Regions from separate parts of the Homo sapiens genome. Here region 2 is linked to region 1. Evidence: chromatin contacts called from ENCODE Hi-C data. All regions are on one chromosome and are shown on one strand. Each heading gives the region's core, a stretch centred on a gene start or an enhancer-like site at or near the end of the contact. The rest is flanking DNA. Distances are from core to core; before and after follow the strand shown.

What was found. A loop is a pair of places that touch in the nucleus more often than their neighbours do. Pooled maps may share reads with other maps.
Region 2: a loop to region 1 is called in a map of gastrocnemius medialis, with 12 times the contacts of the local background. The contact joins the enhancer-like site here to the promoter of EYA4 in region 1. A Hi-C loop is called at or near these places in 3 of 168 maps with a recorded cell type or tissue (PC-9 and gastrocnemius medialis) and 7 of 50 pooled maps.

Annotation. Positions count from the first base shown.
Region 1 is chr6:133,238,825-133,246,184 of GRCh38, reverse strand. It overlaps EYA4 (EYA transcriptional coactivator and phosphatase 4), which reads right to left and starts at 4,828. Exons shown (of 20, transcript NM_004100.5): 1 at 4,436-4,828. LOC124901231 (serine/arginine repetitive matrix protein 1-like) reads left to right here. Exons shown (of 3, transcript XM_047419612.1): 2 at 3,774-3,966; 3 at 4,529-5,865. The coding sequence ends at 5,399. RefSeq lists enhancers at 2,698-3,590, 3,591-4,485.
Region 2 is chr6:133,428,430-133,435,789 of GRCh38, reverse strand. The region is part of intron 3 of EYA4 (EYA transcriptional coactivator and phosphatase 4); the gene reads right to left. Among named protein-coding and RNA genes, the nearest start is that of EYA4-AS2, 24 kb to the left of the region's middle. Within about 2 kb of position 3,554, at least 3 of the 41 ENCODE cell types and tissues checked have a DNase peak (open chromatin) inside an H3K27ac peak, as active enhancers do; they include gastrocnemius medialis, where a contact is called at or near this core.

The DNA.
Region 1 (7,360 bases), core at 3,579-6,078:
TCAGTACCCTAAGATCAATTAGCACCTTTCAATGACAAAAAAGGTTACAGTGAGACTCAGAGGTGCACTCTCTGAAACTGTCTCAAATCACTATATAAATGTGGTTTTGATAACACAAAATGGTTTCTATTTTAAATTAATCAGTTTCATCTCTTTTTCTGGAGGTGTGAAAGGGGTTAGGGGAGTAAGAATAGTAGTGTTCATTTTCAGTATCTCTTTACTAATAAAAAGATGGATGGAGAAACACTAAGAATGACAAATTTCAAGCGTAAAATGACATATCACCAAAGCATATATTAATGTACAGCTCCACAAGCAATATTGAGTGACAGTAATGTTTACAAAGTCTTCAAACCTCTTAAAAGCAATCAAAGTTGCTTGTACTTCTTTTGAATGTGTAACTCTTGTTCATTTTCTTCCACTTAAGTTCAAGCTAAATGACGCCAAGTTTGGCTCCAAAAATGATTTAATGACTATGCAGTGTCCCCTTCATTAAAACACATCTAACTATAAGATGCAGCATTACACATATTGCATCTCACCCATCTCCAGGGCAAATGCCTGAAACAGCATGTCATTTCTTAGTTTAGCAGGAAAAATTCATGAGAGAAGCAGGTACACTGCAATGCCACCCCATTCCCCTGGTGTTGATTTCCTTCACCTAGTAACCATTGTAATAAAATCCCCCAACTGTATTTCTGAATATAATTAGTTTAAGATACTCTACAGGGAGGCACGTTATAAGAGTTTAGCATTTAGTACATGTAAGAATAATATCCATTTAGAAAAAGAAACTGTCAAGATTATATTCTCACTGAAAAAAGAAGAAGGTGTTTTGATAGAGGTTTGTTCAGCTCTTCAATGAGAGGATTCAAAACGTCTCCTACTTTTGATAGCACACTTTTCTATTTATTTCTTAAATAAGTGATCTGAAATATTTACAACCAGACAGTACCTAATTTTAGGTTTTAAGTGCTTTAACAGCTCCATGAAATATGATCAGCAGCTGCAATACAGAACTATGGTGAATAAACTCCTTATAAAGAGGGGCCTGTTTTTACAGAATGTCCAGTGTTCTTGCATTTACCTAACAGAAAAAAATGATAATGAGAAAGCATAATACATACTTGCATTCTTAAATTACTTAACACTTAACTAAGTAGTGAAAAAGATTATCACCCCTCTTCTTGAAATCTGTATAAAAACTGTGAGTTTTTGTGGGGCAAAATAAGTTTGATTATTTGAAAGTTAGAATGTGAACTTCCTAACATTCTAACTTTTTATAACAATAGTCATCGTCTTTCTGTCATTCTATCTTTCTAAAAATCCTAAAAAATCTAATTCCAGTGCATAAAATGTTAAAATGAAATATCAAGCCATATAAATATATTTTTAGACACGACATCAGTCATTTAGAGCTTGCAACAGAGACTGAAAACATGAAATTGGATACTCTATTTCCCGTGGCTATGTAAAATTTATTTACACCCCAAAGTACAACATAAATAAAAAGGAAACTCTTAGAAATGGAGTACTTGTTTTTCCTTTTTTTTTTTTAACCCAAAGAGCCTTATTAAAAGAAAAAAATAAATTATAGCAAAATGACAAGTAACTCATCTGCCAGTCACCCGTCAAAAAAGAAACTTCTATGCAATTTTTTTCTCCAGCTTCTAGAAACCCTCTGAAATTCAGCATCTATTTTTCTTAACAATTAATAATTATTATTCCTTTTTATACAATCACTCCTTTTTATACAAATCTTAAGATTTTAAAAATTTTAAAACTTAAGCCTACTACTTAAAAGAAGTGTTAATTGTGAGTACATACATATATGTGAGACGTTTTATTTTGGAAATGAGAAATTCAATTTCAAATATTCAACAAATACTAATAAAAAGAAAACAACTGAGTAAATCTTATTTTAGTTATAATTGTGAACCAACCGGTAGTTACAATGGTCTTTAAATATTGAAACATACTATTTTCAGGAAATTTACAAAGGAAAACAGGCTTTTGAAAACCATATTGATTGTAGACCTTTACTTATTATGAAAGACAAGTACATATCACTAATAATCAGAGAAAGGAGACATTTTCAACAAATCTAATTATGTTGCTTTCAAAGCTGTAGCTGTCAAAGGTTTTAACATTCTTGTACAGTCATTCCTAAATACGGGTTTAACTTTGAATGACTTACAACTTTTAATCAGGTGGAACAAACTATTTTTACGGTTTATAACAATAAATGTGGGTGTAGTTATGTCTGCTTTCGATATTGTTGCCATAAAAATCAGATTCTGGCAGTCTTGCTCCACACAAAACAATCTGTCTCTTGTTACTACTGCTTTTTGTTTCTTGGGATAATGTTATTTTTAAAAATACACAAATGTCTTTGAATGCAGTCTCCTAAAACGCTCCGTATCACGTATCAAATATTTTTTGGGGGGATTCTCTCCCCACCCCCTCTAGTTTTTGGTTCTTCAGGTTTAAGCTTGCCAATAATATTTTAAAAGACAAAAAAAAAAAAAAAGGCACTGATTCTGCTTAAAACCAAACCGTACCCGGGAAAGGAATTCAAGTACAATCCCTTCCCTAAGGTTTTAAAAACAAAAACAACGCAACAAACAAAAAAACCATCGTCAACTTTCAATCCTGTCAGTCACCTACGTGTAAGTGAAACTTCAGAAGCTGCTGATGGGGAGCCCGCGGTTGTTAAACGCTCCTAAGACTCCCACCTAAATCCCGCAGGAGCCCGCACTGAAACTGACAAACACCCGAGGGTTCACAAAGTGGCCACAGATGAGAAGAGGAACAAAATGCCATATTCCAGGAGGTGTATTTCGCTCCAACAATTACGTTGATCCCAGGGTGCCAAGCCAAAAGGGGTAAGGGAGAAAGAAAACTGTTAAGTATGAGCCCTTAATGTGAAACCTAACCTGTTGGTTCTCTTAGGTATCAGATTTTGGAAGTGTCTGTAATGACAGCCAGGAAAGCAAACTAATGGCCAACGGCCCACTGGGTTTGAACACCAGAGTCCTGTTACCTCCTCACAGATCAAGTACACAACACACACACACACACACACACACACACACGAAGTTGCTCCACGTGGAACTGCTCTGGAACCAAAACACACGCCCGGGCGCTATTCTGCACCTTGGCAGAAAGGGCAGAGGGACCTGCACCTTCCTCCCCTGCCCTCAGGTTAAGATTCATGAATGACTCTCTAGGCCCGCTCGGGATGGCGGGGAGAGGCGCAGGAGACGCGGTGAGAGAGGACAGTCTCCACACCACTCTCCCGCACACACTCTCACCCCAGGCGCAAATCCGTTGTCTTCATAGGAAGGAGAAAGAGGGGTGGTGGTGAAGGGAAACACTATCCTCCCAAGCAGGGAAGAGATGACAAAAATTAAATTGCGCTCTCTGCTTTCGCCCCAGCTCTGCCACCGGACTCGGTCCGCAAATTCCCTAATCGCTCCGAGCTGTTCAGAATCTCGCAAACAAAGGGAGAAAACTCTTTCAAGTGCTACCAAACGAAAGTTCGGGTTGCTGTGCGGCGCAGAATAAAACAAGCACACACACGTCTACTTCCAAACCTCGCTTCACCACGCTAAAAATCCGAGCCATTTCAAGTTCCACTGCCTCCCCAGACCCAGCAGGCTTGGAAGGAGAGAAAAACCTGCTCTACCCAGCCAGGTCCCTTCCTTTGGAGAAGTTATAAGCCTTCCATGGCACCCGCTACTCGAGCCAATGAACGCGACTGCTCTGACAAGGCGCCTCTAATTTCACCGACCCTGGCAAACTGCAGGAGACATTCAGTCCACGCCACATAAAAACTATTAAAGTGGGATCGCCGCAGTTGAAAAGCCCGATCAGTGCCTGGAGATTAGAACGCGAGCCTTTAAAGTACACACGCACCCGGCACCGGGAAAGCCCAGGCGCCTGTGACCCTCCGAAGGACTCTGGGTCAGCATCCTCGCGCCTGGACCATCTAGGGGGTCATCAGAAAGTAATACACGTCATAAGAAAGATGTGGGGGAGACCCCGATGCTCGCGCCTCTGCCAGGTGGAGGCGGGGTGCAGGTAGAAGCCGCGCGCTGGACTGCTGGATGAACTCCGTTACGCGCAGGCTCCGCGCCGACCCCGGAAGGGACAGGCAGGCTCGGAAGGGACCCTTGGGGCTTGGGGACGTCTTCTAGGGCAGAGAGCACCGCTGCGGTCCGAGCGGCCCGGGCCCTCAGGCGTGGGGCACCCGGCCTCCAAGCGCCCCCCGGGGACGCAGGCGCCCACGCACCGTCCAGCTGCGCGTCCTCAGTACCCAGCGCTCGGCGTCCCCGGCGGAGCCTCGCGCACTTTCCCGGAAAGTTTGGGGGTTCTCTCAACTCAGGCTCCCCCGGGAGCCCTGGGGCGGGGGTTGGAAGAAGGGGTCACTCACCTCGTCGCCCGGTCCGCCTCGGGTTCCCGAAGTGTCTGTCCCAGCCGCGGTTCAGTGCGTCCGTAATTAAGTATTTATTCTCGTTCCTTCCAGTGTCGAAGTTTCCCCTTCGCGCTGTGCCTCTGGTGAAAACAGGACATCCCCTTCGGCCACCCCACAACAAATAGCGTACACAAGCGGGGGAGAAGCGGGGCGGAGGGAGAAGCCGGCTCCGAGGGGGAGGAGGAAAGGAGAGGAGCCAAAACTCCGGACTGCGACAGGGGGGAAAGGAGAAGAAAAGAAAATGAGAGAGCGCGCCCAGCCGCCGCAGTCGTCACTCCCCGGCTTTTCCCGCAGCTCTTTCCCCCTCTCTAAGGCAGCGACAACTTCACGTGGACAGGATGGAAGTTTTGCGCGGAAGCCGGGAACGGCCGGAGCGTGCGCCGCGCTGCCGGCAGCCTCGCACTTGCGCAGGGAGGTGGGGCGGGGGCGACGTCGCCACCGGCTACTGCGGGCTCGTGAGGCCGCCGGGGGCCTCGGGGGAGGCCGCCAGGGACGCGGGGGGCGGCGGCGCGCGGGGGACCCACTCCGTTTTTATTTGACCTCGGGTGACTGCCTATTGTCATGGTTTGCGATCTCGCGTGGGGACCGCCCAGGGCCTCGGGGCCCTGGATGTCCCGGGTGGCGCCGCCGTAATCTCCGTGCCCTCCGCGCCGCCCCCACCCCGCCCCCACCCGGGCCGACTCGAGCGGCTGCAGCCTCCAGGCTGAGGGGAGGGACCCGCGACCGCGCTCTCCTCCCTGGGCCGGAGAGCCACTGTCGATCCCCACCTGCTTCTGTGGGGCAGCCCCCGGAATTGCCTGGAACTCTCTCGCTACCCAGTTCCCCTGTGCAGGCCACTGCGGGCCCCCTGCCGGACTCCTTTCCACTTACCCCAAGGGAGGAGACAGAAGGGACTTCGCCTACTTGCAACAACGTGAAATAAAAACCAACCCAGACCAGACTGGGGCGCTTTTTCTGACGGGAGGAAATACCCTTTTCCGTGGAGATATATGTTATGAAGGACTAAGCGGTCTGGGGATAGGCTGTGCTGCGAAGGGCCTGGGCCCCTTCCAGTGCTGCTGGGTGCAGGTATAGGCATCCGTCCCAGACGCCCAAAGGTCAGGCAGCAACGACTTACTTCCAAGGCGGCGTCAGAGCTTCTCTAGGCACATTGCTGAAATGACATTTCGTGTCTAAGCCTTCTGCGCATGCACTACGCGACTACATAGGATTTACGATTTTATACCCACACGTGTGTATGCCACAACCAGGGGACACAGCAAAGGTAGACGGAATAAACAATCCATAAATTTTGCATCCATTTAATCACCTCTTCCAAAAACCTATTGTCTATTTTAGCGGCACCTTCTCTGTCATATTGATAATAAATGTTTTAATTTATTGATAAATCACTGAGTGTCAATCATTGTATTGGTCACTTATGGTACATGAGTTCATTTAACTTCCATGACAACTCTACGGTGGTCATTATTAAGCCGGTATAAAAGATGAGGAAACCAAAGCCCAAAGAATCATGAGTGACTTTTCCAAAGACAAATCCAGTGGTCTCTAATCACAAAGCCTATGATACAACAACCTCTACATTACCTTAGGTGTGGTCTAAGAGATTACAGATTAATCCGTAGAAATTACTCCCATTCAAAGAAAGTTTAGTTTTAATATATTCACTAAGTTACGTTCTGAAAAAGGTTCAGAAAAAAGATTTCATCCTCTACTTTAGGTTGGTCTTATGCAACTGATATGAGCACTGTCTAATTCAAAAGCAGTATCAACCCTGAATACTTATGGTTACAATTTATTTTTTAATGAGTGGGGAATTATCTACAATGCTTAAGAGGCTCTAGAAAAGGTGGTGTTGTAAATTTAAAATGATAAAGGCAGTCGTTGCTGCTCTCATCACTTACTGGGTGTTCTTTCCTGCAGATTTATTTTGGAGGGTGTAGGCATTGCCAGGCATAATGTTTCCTTTTCTGGTTCTCAAGGTAGAAAGGGTTCTGGCAGTGGGGTTGGCACAAAGCGGATTTGGAGCATGGTTGAGAGCACATTCTGGCCTAACGAGGAATGCCAGTTAATATACACTGGAGAGAAAAATATGAATGGACAGATTTAATTAATTTTGCAGATTTATTTTCTCCATTTCACATGTGAGAAAACTAAGGGCTCAGAATTTTTAGAAGCTTGCTAATAAATGGCAGACCTGAGTTTCAAGCCAGCCTTTATTTAAGTCCACTCTTAGTCACTGTGATGCTATTATTAGTATTAATGGTATTCAGAAAAATAGTAATTCTTTTAAATATGTAATATATTACAAGCCAAATATGCAATTTAAATGTTTTGTGAATCATAGTGTCTAAGAATGTTCTGTGGCTATAGCAAATATCATGTAAGGATTAAGTACAATGATGAATTTAATACTGTCCTCAAAAGGCAACAACATTTTGAATTTCATTTTGGCATAAAACATTATGTGCTAGTTTCACCTACAAATAAAGGTGGGAGATGTATGATTTGAATAAAATAAAAATTCATACTTTAGCATATTGTTAACATAAATATAGGGTGGGTTTTCTTAGCATGTTTCTTTGTACCCTTCTAAAGTCAGATTTTTCAGTTACACTGACCTTGCTTTCAAGGTCACTTTGCTCCTGCATAGTTTTTTGTACATCTAGATAAGAATACATGTACAGAAATTATTTTTAAAATCCAGGATAATATATTAGTTATTTGACTTCATATTACTACCTTCTAATAGTTGTCTTAAATATACATATATTAACATGGACACCACTAGGTGTCAGATAAAACGTCAATTTTCAGTACACATTTGAAATAAGTTTAACATAGGAAACAGAATTTTAGGGTTATAAAGGCAAAAATGTATTG
Region 2 (7,360 bases), core at 2,305-4,804, 190 kb before region 1:
AATAAAAAAAGTAATAAAGCATCCTGATCAATTTAGATCTTATGAAAATTAGTAGGACATGCCACTGCTGTGTATCAGTTCCCACTTTCTGGAAAAAGTACGGGCATTTAAAAACATCAGGTAACAATGCCAGGTCATGTTAAACCGACATATTTCAGATTAGGATCCAAAAACCACTTGTCACAACTTGTAACCCTGAGCCAATTACTCTGCTGGCAGGCTGGCTGGGAGATGTGGCTCCTCTCCGCGGCACAGTGTCTATATCACTGATCAGGTGGACAGATAGTCCCAGAAGGAGGCCCTCACCAACCCATTTCCCCAGACACAGTCAGAACTGGGGTCAGCTGCAGAGATGGGAACCGCAAGAGGAAGGAGACCCTTAACAAGGACCAGGAAAGTGGTGTATGCATAAAGAAAGGAAGCTGTTCTTGAAATGTGCCAGTGACCTCATCCCTGTCCCTGAGGCCAGCATGAGTGCTTGCAGTGCAAGTGACCCATCTGCCAGGGTGACCTCAGGCCTCGGACTAACAGCAAATAAAGCCATGAACACACTGTTCTCTGGACACTTTTGCAATTTTTCCTTTCCAGGGCCTACAGCTCTAGACTTGAGACCTGCAACTCTTCCCCTTTGTTCACTATGACTCTAACAAATTTAAAACATGTCAGTTCTCTCCAACCCCAAGAAATGTGAATAAATGTTTCCGAAAACCAGAAGCATTTCCCTAAATTTTTGTTTTTAAAAGTCCCCCTTAATCGGAAAACAAAGAAATAAACAAAAATCCAATGGATTTTCCAAGCATTATTTGAATGGCACAGGATTCACTTTCTGTCAGATCAGTTCAAACCATCATTAATGAAGCAGAAAATTATTTTCCTCTAGCAAGTAGTGGAGTAAAGCCATAAGACCACAATCAAAACATTTAATGCCATCAATTGTACTAAGAAACATATCACTGTTTTTTTCTAAGAAAAAACTCTACCAGTAAAGATCAAACTGTTCACAGGATAAACAAATCTAGGTTTCCCAATGTTGTACTAACAAGAGCAAAGCATTGATATAATGTACAAAAAAAAGGTGGTAACCTATTAAAATGATCAGATTTCCAGTTCTGAAGGGACATTAAATGTCCTCAAAAGCAAAATGGAATATTGTGCTTAAGGCTATGAGAGCAGTGTTAAGAGTCTCTACTGTCAACTAAAACCTGAATTTTAAACTCTGCCTCATTTACCAGTCATGGGACCTTAGTCTCAATATTGGAGATAATAATATCCTCTGGAAGGCTAATGTGTGAATTAAATAAGATCACACAAAAAAAAGTATCCAAAGGTTGGCCTACAGTGCATCCTTCATAAATTTTATTACTACAATCACTTCTACAACACAGACAATAAAACAGCCTGGTTTGTCTATTTGAAAACTTGTAGTGTCAAGAAAATCATTTTCTTAAGAGGCAGCCCTTTCATTTTCAGATAACTTATACTATCAGAAAGTTTTCTATCCGGGGCTTCCCTGAAACTTTGGTCCAAGAAAATTCATTTATTGTCATGGGTCAAGTCTAAACCTTCTTTCATATAACAGTCTTTCACACATCAATGACCTGTCCTGCCCAAGAGCTTTTTCTCTCTCAGGGAGGGCATCTCCAATTCCCTCAGTCCACTCAGTCCATCTCAAACTCTTTTACTTTCCTAGCATTCTCTTCCATAAGATCTCCAGGATTCTTCTTTAACAGTGGTCCCCATAGTCACACAGTTGTGGTCCAAAATATGGCAAGGCTATTACAACTCTCACTTGTCAGTGTAGACTGAAGAGTACATTAGCTTTGTCCTCAGACACTGTGCAGTCCTAATTCATGCCTAAACCCAGCCAGTGAAATTCTCAAGTCTTTGTCCCATGTGATGCTTGAGAGCCCTGTGTCCTCCCAGTCGCTCACTACACATGCAGTTGGCATTTGGGACCCGAGTGAACAGCTTTTCATGTGTTTCTCCTAAATGCCATCTTGTTGGACTTGAGTCCATTGTTTCAGCCTGTCTGTTAGATTCTGATTCTGCTGTTCAATGTCCTCTTTCCCAGTGAAGTTCCTATCTCACCTACAAACTTTCTTAGCATGCCCTCAATGCCCTCACAATAAACATGTTGGCCAGCCACAGTGGCTCACGCCTGTAATCCCAGCATTTTGGGAGGCCAAGGTGGGTGGATCATGAGGTCAAGAGATGGAGACCATCCTGGCCAACATGGTGAAACCCCCTCTCTACTAAAAATACAAAAATTAGCTGGGCGTGGTGGCGCATGCCTGTAGTCATGTTGAAAAGCACAATGCCAAGGACAGGTCTTAAAGAGGGTACTAGAGGTATACCTCCAGATTTATATCAGTTCATCGGGAATAGTTATTGAGCTAATTTCTGTCTTTTTCTCATAAATATCCGAGCCTCTGGCATGCGCTTGGCTGAATTCTATGTGTTCTAAGTGTAATGCATGTCTTTGCTCTTCCTTTCTGGTACTGCTGTCACAAAAGACTATGAGGTTACTCTGGCATGTCTTTTGCCTACAGAACTTATATTGGCTTCTCATTATCACTGCCTCCTAATTATTTAAATTTAATCATTTGAGAATTTCATTTTAGAACCAGCAATTCACAAGAAGTTCAGTGGTTCACTGATCTATAGTTTATTATGCTATACAAAAATACAATTGAAGAGAATGATTTTTTTAAGCAAATTTCATGATAAAATCTACATAAGGAATGTGCTTTTATTAGATAACAATATGGATTAGGAATCAGGAACATGAATTTAAGTCTGTGATCCACCACCTAGAAAAAGTTAATGGGTGTGTGTAGATGGGTTTCCAAATATCTTCTCGGGTTTACAGGGCTAACTAATAACTAAATAACACTGAGACTCTTCCATAGACAGGCATTCTGTAGTCTTTTCCTTTCTCTGCCAAGACATTCTGTATCTTTATGAGGTTACTCAACCCATTCAGTTTGAGAGCAAGGAAGTTAGCACCTGCCACGAGGGATCAGAATGTGAAATGTGATGAGAGGGCCCTGTGATAAGTCCCTGACCTTAGCAAACAAAAATAAAACCTTGAAAAAAAAAGACGAACATGCAGTAATATACAAATCAGAGTATATTTGTCTGTCCCTGAATAGGAGCCATTAAAGTTCCACTCCATAGCAAGCAATGGTTGAAGTTGTGTACGATTCATGTAACAGCAGTGTCAGGAGATGTCAGGGAACTCCCTCACTGCCCCAGCTTTTGATACTATAACATGATAGTCTCCATGAAAAAAAAAAAAAAAGTCAACCAGCCGTCTTAGTGATAGGAACTTGGGCCCATTTCTCATCTGGTGTAATACTTCACAAAGCTGATCCAAACACAATGCAGCGCCCTGAAATCAGCAGGAGCTCAGCCCTGTGTTCAGTGCCAAAGAGCAAGATGAGAAATGTGGCTGGCATAAATATTCAATTGGGAAGTTATGGCCAATCTCCTTGCGCCGTGTGTTTAGTGCAACTCAAAACTGCTCCACCTGGTCCTTGCTGGCTCCCTCATGTCTACTGGGGCTGGCAGCTGGGAGGCAGGCTGACCCTTGGAGATCTTTTAATTTGCTGTAGCACCAGGAGAGCAGGCAGGAGGGATGACAATGCATATGCTGGGATTCAATTACAGAGCTGTCTTTTTCCCAGGTGGGAGGCACCACTGACTGAAGAGAATTCAATGCTTCCGTTTGTTAAGGTCCCTAAGGAAATGACTGGTGGTTTGCAAATGCTGGGGGCGGGGGTGGAATAATGCACCATGGTCTGCCCTCATGAAAAAGATATTGGCAAAAAAAAAAAAAAATCAAGAAAATGGACTATTTTATTGGGCTCATGTGTTATCTTTACTTTTCACTTATTTTCCAAAATGAAATCATTCTGTAACTTCTGCCCTATGAATCTCACTGCCAAAAAAGTTTTTAAATATTGCATAAAATTAGATGTGTTCCAACCATGAACATTTAAGGGGAACACACAATGTTATAAATTTAAAGCACTCCAACAGTTCCTAAAAGCTTGACAAAAATACCTGCCATATAATTCTTTCTTTACAACAGAATGTTATAATAACATTAATTTTAAGGAGACTGATCTCAATAATCTGGTAATTTGTCCCTGCTGAGGAGGGATGGTGCACTTCATATTGCACTGGCTTCAAAACAAAGTTCATCAAATACAAGAGTAAGATTGCATGAGGAGTGATTAGTCAACTAGCATCAACTGAATGATTTCTATATGAATAGTTACTTTGCTAATTACAAACCATTATCACCTATTTATTGTAGTAGATCTGACAGTGCTATTACTTGCACAAACTCCCTGAATAGGTAGCTTTACTTTATTAAATATTTCAAGGAAACAAAAAGTTACATTTGTTTGAACTTTATCTCCCCAAGCCACACTTGCCCTAGAACAGCCTATTCTCCCCAAGGCAGTTAGAGTGATAACCAGCTCAATGCAATCAGTCCTCTGCTCTAAACCCTCTAATGCCTTCTCATGTCTCTTAGAGTAGTTCCCAAATTCCTCCCACAGTCTCTAAGGCCTTGCTTCCTTATATGGCACACTGATGCCCCATTTCTTGACCTCATCTCCTAGGTGATTCCCCTCACTCACAGAGCCCCAATTCCCTACATCCCATCTCCCCAGTCTAACCTGCTGTTTGTCAAACACACCCAATGTGTTCCCAGGTGAGGACCTCTGCACTTGATTTCCCCTTTCCCAGGAACACAGTTCTCCCAGCCATTCTTCATGTCCTGTGTCTCAGCTCAAACATCCCCTGTTCAGAGATTCCCTTCCTGCTCTCCTCATACAAAATGAAAACATTTGTACTAATTGCCTACTATCCCATTATCTCATTTTATTCTTCTTCAAGGCAATTATCTCCCTGACATATTGTATATTAATTTATTTAATTGGCTCTCCCTCTAGAATGTATACTCTATGAGAGCAAGAAGCCTAGCACAAGGCCTGTCACATAATAAGTGCTCAATGAACACTTGTTGAATGTATGAATAAATTTTCCAGTAACTTCAATTAACCTACCTAGTTAGACTTAGTTACCCAGGTTTTGCTGCACTACTCAATATTACTAGTTTTTTTTGTGGCATAGTTTTATTGTTTTTTAGAATCAATTCTCTGACAAATAAAAAATATGGTATAAGAAATTTCTCCAGTATAAAGAATTTTATAATCTGATTGATGGAGAATCTCTAATATTTTTCATCCTTAAATATGAAAAGTAGAACAATTTAATAATCATTTAATGAGTTTCTACCATGCATTAGGCACTATGCTTTCTATACATTTGTAAAAAACACAGTTCTACCTGAAGTTTAAAAATTTCTTGAATTCTCCGTAAAACATGGATTTTAGCCTAAGACCAAACAATGAGGTAGAAAGTAAAATTAGTTTATTTTCTGTTTCCCCCAAATGTATTGAAGACTTGATGGAGTATAACATTTAAAATATCTCCTAAACACACACACCTAAAATATAAACAATATTCTCTTCTTTAAAATATTTCTGAAAAGGACATGATTCCATTATGTTTTGGCTGCATAGTATTCCATGGTATGTATGTACCAGCTGGAGGTCATTATCCTAAGTGAATTTACTGCAGGAACAGAAAACCAAATACCGCATGTTCTCACTTACAAGTGGGAGCTAAACATTGAGTACTCATGGACATAAAGATGGGAACAATAGACACTAGGGACTAATCGAGGTGGGAAGGAGGGAGGGGCAAGGGTTGAAAACTAACTGTTGGGTGCTGTGTTCACAATCTGGGTGATGGGATCATTCACACCCTAAACCTCAGCATCACACAATCTACTCATATAACAAACCTGCACATGTAACTTGTGATTCTAAAAGTTGAAATTATAAATAAAATAAAAGAAAACTGAAGAAAAATATTTCTGAAATCCACCAACTCCATAGGATAAAAACAGCTTTCTTTTTTTCCCTTTCAATGGATGAGAAGTCAAAGAGACTTGACAAGTTGACTAAGTTCATACAACTGGTCACTCAAAGCCCCTTCATCAGAGCCCAGTTAGAAATCACTGACTAACTTTGAAACATTTAATTGATGATCATGAAAACAAAACAAAAAAGAAACCCCTGATTCTCATTATTTCCCCCCTCTAGCTATTATCTTTATCGTTTCTTTCAAAACTCAGAATCTTGAAACTAGACTCAATTCCTCATAACTACTTTTCCCCTCACAGTCACCCTCTATCCACTTTAATTAGAATCCATGGTGTGTCTCTGGGGTCACATTCTAATTACTGCTCTCATGGGCATTTTTCCGCCTCTCCTTAATTCTTCCCTTGACCCATTTGGTATATGACAATGTTAATAACTTCTCCTCAACCTTTCTCCCTCCTAAGCTTACTAATGCTTCTGTAGTGCTCCTTGTTGTCTGCTATGCATTAACTGTCTCACTTCCTTTTACCTAACAGAATCTTAATTTTTATTCAGGTATTCACCTCTCACCAGCAAAGGCTGGTGCCTCAAAAGAAGCTAAATCTGGACAGGTGCAGTGGCTCATGCCTATAATCCCAGCACTTTGGGAGGCTGAGGCAGGTGGATCATGAGGTCAGGAGTTAGAGACCAGCCTGACTGACATGGTGAAACCCCGTCTCTACTAAAAATACAAAAATTAGTCGGGTGTGGTGGCGCACACCTGTAATCCCAGCTACTCGGGAGGCTGTGGCAGGAGAATCGCTTGAACCTGGGAGGTAGAGGTTGCAGTGAGCCGAGATCATGCCACAGCCCTCCAGCCTGGGCAACAGAGTGAGACTCCATTTCACAAAAAAAAAAAAAAAAAAAAAAAAAAAAAAAGAAGCTAAATCTACCCTCAGCCCCAGAAGATGGAGGCCTAATTCTTAATCTAAATTAATAATTGTTTTGGGAATAATTAGTTTACCAAATTTGTGCCAATGGGACAGAAGGAGCACTTTGCTGGAGACTTGGGGGTAAGTTCCTCTTCATTCTTCTAGGAGAGGTTCCTATTCAAACTGCCTCTTCCGCTGAATATAAAGGAGGGAGCATGTAGTCTGACTTGTATTACCAGTCATTCTATCCCCAGAGGAGAAACAGATGTAGGACAAATTCACAGCCGTGGATGGCAGTGCAAAAGGAGACAAAGGAAACTGGTTTCTTGATGAAGTTATTGAGCTCCTGGATCAACCACTCTTGAGGCCAGTCTACCTCTGGAATTCCAGTTATGAGAGCAGATAAATTACAGTATTGTTTAAAAGTGGGTGGGTCAGGTTCTCTATTACTTGTAGTTGAAACCATTTTAAGTGATACAACTACTCTTT